Regions from separate parts of the Homo sapiens genome. Here all the other regions are linked to region 2. Evidence: chromatin contacts called from ENCODE Hi-C or POLR2A ChIA-PET data. All regions are on one chromosome and are shown on one strand. The core of a region is the stretch at or near the end of the contact, and the rest is flanking DNA. Distances in the headings are between cores, read along the strand shown.

Region 1 (3,228 bases), core at 705-3,204, 150 kb after region 2:
TGCAAACCCAGAGGCCAGCAGAGGCCAGGCAGGAACTGGATTGAACTGGAAACTCAAGCTGTCCACTTGGGTCCAGTCAGGATGGATACTGATAGAAGTGGGGGTCTCATGTTGCCCACCTCATGTTTAAGAAGATTCTAGAATTATAGATTATTTGATGTGAAATTTCCTTAAATGTAAATGTTGGTAAATAAAGTAACTATTTAAACGATATACATGCAAACACACATTTGCACACACACGCCTTACACACAATGGCTGGTCAGATTTAGTGCATAGCCAGCCAGCTGGTTTTCTGCTTTGGAATTATAGGCTGCTAATTTTTTTATTTTTTCTAGACATGGTCTTGCTTTGTCACCCAGGCTGGAGTGCAGTGGCGTGAACACAGCTCATTGCAGCCTTGACCTCCTGAGCCCAAACAGTCCTCCCATCCCAGCCCAGCCCAGCAAATAACTGGGATGACTGGCATGTACCACCAAGACTCACTAATTGTTGTATGTTTGTAGAGACGGGGTTTCACCATGTTGCCCAGGCTGGTCTCAAACTCCAGAGCTCAGGTAATCCGCCTTCCTCGGCCTCCCAAAGTGCTGGAATTACAGGCATGAGCCACCGTGCTCTGCCTAATTGTATTTTATTATACTAAATGCAGTTTCTTTTGCCTTCTGTATCTTTTCAAACCCTGGGTGGTATTCCCCCAGCAAGAGTGAATTCTAGTTTACCTACTACCTATGCCTGTATGCTTACACTTTCACTGAATTTCTTTAAATTTTTAAATAATATTAGGAAGAAAATGGGGCTGATGAGCAGCTCTTGGGGCACTAGAGGCCTTCTGGGTAGCTGTCATGCCTTGAACGTTTCTTGAGCGTGCCTTCTCCAGCCTCCAGTGAGCACGAGGTCTGCATTGGCAAACAGATGTCCACTGTCCTGGGGACAAGAAAGGTGTGAGTCCTCCATGGCAAACAGAGAAGGAAGGAGATGTCTCCTTTCCTGAATCAGCTTATTGGGATAAACAGGAAACCCACAGAGGCTTTCTCACCAAGGCCAGCGTGTTTAATAGGCCTGCATCTCACCTCTGAGGATCACAAAGTGTGTGAGCAGCGTCCCAGCAAGGAGACACCGATGCTCATGAGGATTCTGAAACCTCTGTTCGCTGTTAGGAAATGCTCTTGACCCATGAGTGTTCCTCTTTCAAGATCCTCCAGCATTGCCAACCCGTCCAGCAAGAAGGGGAGAGATCTCATAGCACGGGGGCTTGACTAAATTTGAGGAGTCGAGGAAGTGACGTTTCAGCTAAGACTTTTTTTTTCCTTTGAGACAGGATCTCGCTCTGTTGCCCAGGCTGGAGTGCAGTGGCTCAATCCTGGCTCACAGCAACCTCTGCCTCCCGGGTACAAGCGATTCTCCTACCTCAACCTCCCCAGTAGCTGGGAGTACAGGTGCCCGCCACCACGCCCAGCTAATTTTTGTATTTTTAGTAGAGACAAAGTTCCACCATGTTGGCCAGACTGGTCTCAAACTCCTGACCTCAAGTGATGCTCCCGCCTCGGCCTCCCTAAGTGCTGGGATTACAGGCGTAAGCCATTGCGCCCTGCCTCCGCTAAGTCTTCAAGATCGGCCAAGGGATGATGAAGAAGGTTGGGGAGAAGAGCGGGGATGAGGGGAGCCCAGCTGCAGGCCGCATATTCAAAGACTTGTGGCTGGGAGGGAGGTCCGGAGAAGAACTGAGTTCTAGAATCTGAAAGACGGCTAGCATGGGTCAGAATGGAAACTAACCAGACCACAGTGTCAGCCACTCAAGCTCCCCTAGCCAAGCCTCGTGCTGAATTTTGAGGGCTGCAGTAGAAAAGCGGGCGCACTGCGAGCCCTGCGTGTTGCCAACAGCCTCGGCAGAGCCAGGAGGTGGCGCTGTCGGCACACGCATCGTGCTGTCGGCGCTGCGCAGCCGCAGCCCGGGACCTTGGAGGACAGGCGGTCGGAGCCGCTGCTGGTGACGTCAGCAGTTTTACAGAGGCACAAAGCCGGAGCAGGAAGAGTAAATGTCTGCACCAGGAAGGAGCCAGGGAGGCCAAGTTGAGAGCACTTCAGAAGAAGTGAATAGGTTCAGGAATCCAGCAGCGCCGGAGGGGTGGAGCCAGGGAAATACTACTCTGTGACAGTTTTGCTCATGAAGTGGAGTGCCAGGAAAACACAGCGTCTGGCCGGGCGCGGTGGCTTATTCCTGTAATCCCAGCACTTTGGGAGGCCTGGGCGGGCGGATCGCTTGAGGTCAGGACCAGCGTGGCCAACATGATGAAACCCCGTCTGTACTAAAAATACAGAAATTAGCCGGGCGTGGTGGTGCGCGCCTGTAATCTCAACTACTCGGGAGGCTGAAGCAGGAGAATCGCTTGAACCCGGGAGGCAAGTCAGCCGAGATTTTGCCGAGGCGCAATCAGCCCAGATCATGCCACTGCACTCCAGCCTGGGTGACAGAGCAAGACTCCGTCTCAAAAAAACAAACAGAAAAAAAACACAGCGTCCAGGCAGCTCCACCTTCCATGTTGAAAGCCTGTGACTGCCACATTCTAGCGGGACTGGCTTGTTTGCCTGCAGAACGGAATGGCCCCGGGGTCTGTCTGGGTCTGGGTCCAGATGAGAAAGGCGCCCAGCCTTCCTCTGGCCCCAGCCCTGCACATTGACCAAGGATGGATGGCCCTCCATACCAGGCACCCCGGCTCCTCCTCATTCCCCTCTGGCTTCTCCCTTCCTCCTACCGCCATGCTGATCCTCCATCCTTCTGGCTCTGGGCAGTGGTTTTCAAAAGCACTGTGGTGGTAGTCACTGGGGCTGTTGGCCACATTTGTCTGGCTTTTCCCCTTTCCAGATGCACAGTGGGATTATTCTTCCTGGTCTCCTTATGGTTGGGTGGGAATATGTAACCAGTTCTGGACAAAAGAGTTTTGAATGGAAATAATATGTGTCATTTCTAAGCCACAGCAATGAATGCTGATATAAGACCCTTTTCCTCTACTGTGGCAACCAGCAATCTTCCAGAAAGTGGTTGCTCCATGATACTGAGTCCAGGAGGGAAGACAACCGGAGCAGAGAGGCACCTGCCCCATGATGGACATGTAGCGTGAGCAAGAAGTAGCCTTTGCTGTTGTGAACCACTGAGATCGGGGGCTTGCTTTTTGGTGGTTTTTGTTTGTTTGTTTGGTTTGTTTTTTTGTTTTGTTTAGTTTTGTTTTG
Region 2 (3,144 bases), core at 628-3,127:
TATAATTTTTTTTCTGCAAAGGTTGGGCTTTGAAAGGACTTTAATTAAAGATTTTAACTGTAAGATATTCATAACCTAAAATTGCCTTTTTAACCATTTTTAGGTGAACAGTTTCGTGGAATTACATTCACATTGTTGCACAACCACCATCATCCACAGAACTCTTCTCTTGCAAAACTGACACTTTGTACCCAGTAAACATGAACTGCTCATTCTCCCTCCCCCAGCCCTTGACAACCAACACTCTGCTCCTTATCTTTATAAATTTGACCACCGTAAGAACCTCACATGAACGGAATCATACAGCATGTGTCCTTTTGTGACGGGCTTATTTCACTTAGCAGAATGTCCTTAAGGTTCATCCTTGTTACAGCATGGGTCAGAATTTCCTTCCTCTTTTAAGGCGGAATAATATTCCCTGTGGGTACACGTACCATTTTGCTTATCCGTTCATCTGTCAATGGACACCTGGGTTGCCTCCACCATTTGGCTATGGTGAACGATGCTGCTATGAGCATGACTGTACAAATATCTGGTCAGGTCCCTGTTTTCATGCTGTTGGGTATATTCCCAGAAGTGGAATTGAGGGATCCTATGGTAATTCTATGTTTAAGTTTTCAAAGAACCGTCATATAGTTTTCCACAGCAGCTAAGTGCTATTATTTTATTTATTTATTTATTTAGAGACAGAGTCTCGCTCTGTCACCCAGGCTGGAGTGCAGTGGTGCGCTCTCAGCTCACTGCAACCTCTGCCGCCCGGGTTGAAATGATTCTCCTGCCTCAGCCTCCCAAGTAGCTGGGACTACAGGTGCCTGCCACCACACCCGGCTAATTTCTGTATTTTTAGTAGAGACAGGGTTTCACCATGTTGGCCAGGCTGGTCTCGAACTCCTGACCTCAGGTCCTCAGGTGATCCTCCCACCTCGGCCTCCCAAAGAGCTGGGATTACAGGCGTGAGCCACCACGCCCAGCTAAGTTGCTATCATTTTTAAGGTCATGCTTTGGCACCGCAATGACTCCAGACAAGAGTCTCCTTTGTCTCTTGGCTGCTGGAGGGAAGGGGATAGAGGTTGGCGCATGTCCCTTGGTGCATGTTCCAGAGATCCTGTTGCTGTGGGTGCTCACAGCACCCTCCCTACCCTCCACTCCTCATTTCTCCTGTTTGGGATCCACTGAGCTAGATGCTTCTCCCTCTCCCTGGGCTAAAGCTTATTTGCAGCACCCTCAGTACCTACTAGCAGAGAGGCATTCAAGCTGAAATCCTGCATCTATATCAATTACTCGATTACCTATTTCAAATCTGAATCCAAAAACTACTCTGTTAACTCTGTGTATGAGTCCAGTTCTCTTAAATGTTATATGTGCATCAAAATGAAACACACATTTGTCTAGACTTCAGCAGGAAAATATGAGCTTGATTGTGTTTGTCATTTTTATACCTACTTCTGAACCTTCCTGAAGCTGACACCTGTTACTCAGGGCCCAATTTTTCCATATGAGGAAAGACAAAAAGGATTGTCCATGAGACACTGCTAGTGGCCGGGCTGTGAGTGGCCGGGACCAGTGGCTGCTCCCTCAGCCTCCTATGGGGTCCCCAGGGGCTGTGGGCATGAAACACAATTCCCTTCCCCTGCACTTTGCAGTCCTAGGCTTGTTTGTCTCCGCTAGCCACTGATGCCTTCAGAAGCCCCCATTGTCAAATGCCCAGCTTGAAGCTCGCCACCTCCTTCCAGGGTGCCTTGAAAAAGAGCAGAACAGGGCGCTGGGGTCCCTGTCATGGTGCACACAGACAATGACATCGGGCATGACCTGGCCAAGCACACCTCTCCATTGGCGGGGCAGGGCGGGGTGGGGGTGGTGGCTGTGAGGAGGGCTGTCCACACTTCCAGCTTCCACTAGGTGGTGCTGGCGATGTCACCGCACATCTTCCAAAGCAATTTCAGGGTTCATTTCCCCCTTCGAGTTGGGTTTGCCTTCTCAGTGGCCGAAATTGCATATGGACCCAAGATTTTGGCCCAAGCCCCCTCCTCTGGAGCTGCAGACATCCTGGGTGAATTTTCCTGCGGTGTTGATGGTGAAACTGAGCCCTATTCTTAGTCACTAGATCCTCGGAATCTCCAAATGGATGGTCTCTGCTCACGTCCCACGTCCCTGAAGTTAAGAGACACCTGATTCTCACCTGGATTTGAGTCTGCAGTCCCCATTCTGGTTGCTCCACTATGAGATTACGTTCAGGGAGTCTGTCGTCAACCTAAAATAACAACAGAAAGGGAGTCTCTGAAGATAACAAGTTTATTCTGGAATGAGCAGAAGGATTTGTAAATCTGGGAATACATGATGTGCCAGGACACCCCATGGTGGGACCACAGGCCGACTCAGGGAGACAAAGGAAAGCAGAGGTGGTGTTTTTTTTTTTTTTTTTTTTTTTTTTGCCCCAAGACGGAGTCTCGCTTTGTAGCCAGGCTGGAGTGCAGTGGCGCGATCTCGGCTCACTGCAACTTCCGCCTCCCGGGTTCCAGCAATTCTCCTGCCTCAGCCTCCCAAGTAGCTGGAAATACAGGCATGTGCCACCATGCCCGGCTAATTTTGTACTTTTAGTAGAGATGGGGTTTCTCCATGTTGGGCAGGCTGGTCTCGAACTCCTGACCTCAGGTGATCCATCCGCCTTAGCCTCCCAAAGTGCTGGGATTACAGGCGTGAGCCACCACGCCCGGCTGAAAGCAGAGGTTTTTAAAGCCAAAATGGGGAGAATTATGTAAGTTATTTTAAATAATGATCCCTAGGTACAAGAATTAATAACAAGGGTCACCTTAGCTCAAGGTTAAACAGACAGTTGTTGGGCAGATGTCCTCATAGAGGTGGCCTTTGTGCAGGGCTGTGATTCATTCTGCATGGTTGTGGTTTGGTGGGATCTCTTACAATAGTTCCTGTTATCCAGGAAACTGTGTGTGAGGCCCCCACTTCTTTTCTTTTTTTTTCTTTGAGACAAAGTCTCACTCTGTCTCCAGGCTGGGGTGCAGTGGTGTAATCATGGCTCACGGCAACCTCTGCCTCCCGGGTTCAAGCAATTCTCCTGCCTCAGCCTCCCGAGTAGCTGGGACTACAGGCACCCACCACGATGCCCAGCTAATTTTTGTATTTTTA
Region 3 (3,611 bases), core at 891-3,390, 160 kb before region 2:
GAAGATGCTTGTGTCCAGGAGTTCGAGATCAGCCTAGGTAACAAAGTGAGACCTCATCTCTACAAAAAATAAATCAAAACTAGCTGGGCATGGTGGCATGAGCCTGAGGTCCCAGCTACTTGGGAGGCTGAGGTGGGAGGATGGCTCAAGCCTGGAAGGTCAAGGCTACAGTGAGCTGTGATTGTACCACTGCAGTCTAGCCTGGGTGACAGAGTGAGACCTTGTCTCAAAAAAAAAAAAAAAGAAAGAAAGAAAGAAATGAAAAGCCCATAGAGTGGCCAGGCGCAGTGGCTCACACCTGTAGTCCCAGCACTTTGGGAGGCCGAGGTGGGTGGATCACCTGAGGTCAGGAGTTCGAGACAGCCTGGCCAACATAGTGGAACCCCATCTCTACTAAAAATACAAACATTAGCTGGGCGTGGAGGCACGTGCCTGTAATCCCAGCTACTCAGGAGGATGGGCCAGGAGAATCGCTTGAACTCGGGAGGTGGAGGTTGCAGTGAGCCAAGATCAAGCCACTGTACTCCAGCCTGGGTGACAGAGCAAGACTCCGTCTTGGGAAAAAAATAAATAAATAAAAAGATCAGGCAGGGCACAGTGGCTCACGCCTGTAATCCCAGCACTTTGGGAAGCTGAGGCGGGTGGATCACTTGAGGTCAGGAGTACGAGAACAGCCTGGCCAACATGCTGAAACCTCGTCTCTACTAAAAAAATAAATAAATAAATACAAAAATTAGCTGGGCGTGGTGGCGCATGCCTGTAGTACCAGCTACTCATGAAGCTGAGGCAGGAGAATCACTTGAACTCGGGAGATGGAGGTTGCAGTGAGCCGAGATTGCGCCACTGTACTCCAGCCTGGGCAACAGAGCGAGACTCTGTCTCAAAAAAAAAAAAAAAAAAAAAAGATCAGACCTATTCTCCTGAGCTGGACACTGAGAGGCAGACGGGTAAATCATTTTATTGTTTGCTGAGGTCCCCCAACCAGGAAGTGGTAGTGCTGGAATTTTAACCCAGATATATTTGACGCCAAGGCTCAAACTCTTTCCACTGGGATTATTAACCCTTATCAGTACATCTGTGCCATGTTTTCAGGTAAGAAAACTGAGTAGTGTGATAAGCCGTCTGCCTGTGACACTTTATTTTTTGTTTGTTTGAGACGGAGTTTCGCTCTTGTTGCCCAGGCTGGAGTGCAATGACATGATCTTGGTTCACCGCAACCTCTGCCTCCCAGGTTCAAGCAATTCTCCTGCCTCAGCCTCCCAAGTAGCTGGGATTACAGGCATGTGCCACCACGCCCTGCTAATTTTGTATCTGTAGAGATGGGGTTTCTCCTTGTTGGTCAGGCTGGTCTCAAACTCCCAACCTCAGGTGATCTGCCCACCTCGGCCTCCCAGAGTGCTGGGATTACAGGCGTGAGCCACCATGCCCGGCCTCCACTTTAGTTTTACAAGGGCCCAAAGCAGGAACAAACCTCCAGTCCTGTGGCCTACAGGATGACAGCCTAAGCCCTCCTATCCCCCACTTGACCTTCAATGCCCATAGGGAACCTGCCCCAGCCCATTTCTCATCTGCTGTTCTGGTCATCTTCCCAAAAGACCAACCCTTTCCTTGCCTCCATATTTCTACACTTTGACACTTTGGGTCAAGTGGAAAAAGTCTGGTGGAAGAACTAGTTCTAAATATCAGCTTAGTCACTTACTTGCTGTGTGACTATGGGCAAGCCACTTGACCTCTCTGAGTCTCACTTTGCTCAGCTGGAAAATGAGAAAAGATATGCCTAAGTCTTAGCACTTGTCTGATGATTAATATGCATAAGCTGAAGGAATGAAGGGGGGGTATTTATTGTGCCCCTGCCGCGTGCCAGACCCGGTGAGAGACACTGGCGACGCTGTGGTGAACCCGGCAGTCACAGTGGCTGCTTTTCTGGGGACTGTTCTTGAAGTGGAGGGTGTGATCTATTGCAGCAGGAGGTTGAGTAACTGAGCCTTTGTAACTGTGAGCAGGATTCCTCCTGAGCTGAAGATGAGTGCCTTAAGCCAGGTGTGAGGGTGGGGAAATACCCTAATTTGACAGACGAGGAAAGGAAACTTCCCGCACTCCGCTTTAAGTGGTGGGGCCAGGATTCAAACCCAGGGGCTGCTTTGATGGGCCACCCTGGTTTCCTCTTGCATCCGCACTGCTGAGCAGAGAGCCCGGCACCTAGCGGGATATCAAAGACACAGAGGCCGCCAGCAGTGAAAGCTGTGTTGAAAAGAAGCTAGAGGAAGCTGGTGAAAACCAGAGGTTAGGAGGTGGGGACAGGGAAGGCCGTGAAGGGAGGGGCCTTTTATTGACCAGCCAGCCCTCGGCCAGGTCCCTGCCTCAGACGTGCATGTTGGCAGGAAGAACCTGGCTGGGCATCTCTGTGACTGTGGTTGAATGAAGGAGCACCTGAGCCTTCCTTTTTTTCTTTTTTCTTTTTTTTTCTGAGATGGAATTGTGCTCTTGTTGCCCAGGCTGGAGTGCAATGGCGCGATCCCGGCTCACTGCAACCTCCCCCTCCCACGTTCAAGCAGTTCTCCTGCCTCAGCCTCCTGAGTAGCTGGGATTACAGGCATGTGCCACCACGCCCGGCTAATTTTGTATTTTTAGTAGAAACAGGGTTTCTCCATGTTGGTCAGCCTGGTGTTGAACTCCCAACCTTAGGTGATCCGCCTGCCTCGGCCTCCTAAAGTGCTGGGATTACAGGCGTGAGCCACTACGCCTGGCGCACCTGAGTCTTTCTAGTCCAGGCTGAGCTCTGGGCCGTTCAGCGCTTCTCAAACCCACAGCAGTGCCTCATTGCAAGAGGAGCTGGTGGGATACAGGAGAAAGTGGGGAGGGAAAAGGCGGGTCAAGGAACTGAACTAGAGGCTCACTCGACAGTTCTCCAGGTCTTTGTTGTTTACTGAAGGAACCTTATGAACGTGGCCTTCGCACTCCCTGCTCTGTCTGTGTTTGTTTTAATATAACCGATTCCCTCCCCTCTTGCCAACAAAGGGTTGGAGTAAAACTGACTGCATAGAGCCTGCCTAACTGTGCACTGTCCCTCGCTGTGGACTCTGCACCCCTAGCGCAGGAGGGTCCCAGGGCTCCAGGGGCGAGGCCCCACAGGCACCCCCTTCCCTCCACACAGCCGGTCTTTCCCTCCTCCATTCTCAGACCTCACCCTCCCCACATGTCATAAAGGTCCTGTGCCCTGACCTCACTGAGTCACCTGTTTCTCTGTATCTCTATGTTTCTGTGGCTGCTTCTACCCCTAGACAGTGGCCTCCAACACTTAATTATGGTGGGCAGGGCCACGGTCTGCCTCCCTCGGTGTCCTCAGCACAGCAGGCCTAGCCTGGGTAGGTGGACCCTGGGAAAAGAAATGAGTGAATGAGGCCGGGCGCGGTGGCTCACGCCCGTAATCCCAGCACTTTGGGAGGTCGAGGAGGGCAGATCGCTTGAGGCCAGGAGTTTGAAACCAGCCTGGCCAACATGGTGAAATCCCGTCTCTGCTAAAAATACAAAAACTAGCCAGGCGTGGTGGCTCACGTTTGTAACGCCAGCTGCTCGGGAGGCTGAGGCAGGAGAATCGCTTGAACCCGGTA

The links. A loop is a pair of places that touch in the nucleus more often than their neighbours do. ChIA-PET counts read pairs that join two places held with the same protein, here RNA polymerase II (POLR2A). Pooled maps may share reads with other maps.
Region 1: a pooled map shows a loop between it and region 2 (2.5-fold over the local background). The contact joins two enhancer-like sites. A Hi-C loop is called at or near these places in 1 of 50 pooled maps. POLR2A ChIA-PET finds 5 or more read pairs at or near these places in 2 of 52 experiments (MCF 10A and WTC11).
Region 3: a pooled map shows a loop between it and region 2 (2.1-fold over the local background). The contact joins two enhancer-like sites. A Hi-C loop is called at or near these places in 1 of 50 pooled maps. POLR2A ChIA-PET finds 5 or more read pairs at or near these places in 4 of 52 experiments (Caco-2, activated CD4-positive, alpha-beta T cell, activated naive CD4-positive, alpha-beta T cell and 1 more).

What each region holds. Positions count from the first base shown.
Region 1 is chr22:36,122,842-36,126,069 of GRCh38, reverse strand. No RefSeq gene overlaps it. Among named protein-coding and RNA genes, the nearest start is that of APOL3, 36 kb to the left of the region's middle. RefSeq lists a silencer at 1,765-1,834 and an enhancer at 1,775-2,069. Within about 2 kb of position 1,954, at least 31 of the 41 ENCODE cell types and tissues checked have a DNase peak (open chromatin) inside an H3K27ac peak, as active enhancers do.
Region 2 is chr22:36,276,589-36,279,732 of GRCh38, reverse strand. No RefSeq gene overlaps it. Among named protein-coding and RNA genes, the nearest start is that of MIR6819, 8.7 kb to the left of the region's middle. Within about 2 kb of position 1,877, at least 6 of the 41 ENCODE cell types and tissues checked have a DNase peak (open chromatin) inside an H3K27ac peak, as active enhancers do.
Region 3 is chr22:36,434,325-36,437,935 of GRCh38, reverse strand. No RefSeq gene overlaps it. Among named protein-coding and RNA genes, the nearest start is that of TXN2, 46 kb to the left of the region's middle. RefSeq lists enhancers at 1,505-2,140, 2,162-2,291. Within about 2 kb of position 2,140, at least 16 of the 41 ENCODE cell types and tissues checked have a DNase peak (open chromatin) inside an H3K27ac peak, as active enhancers do.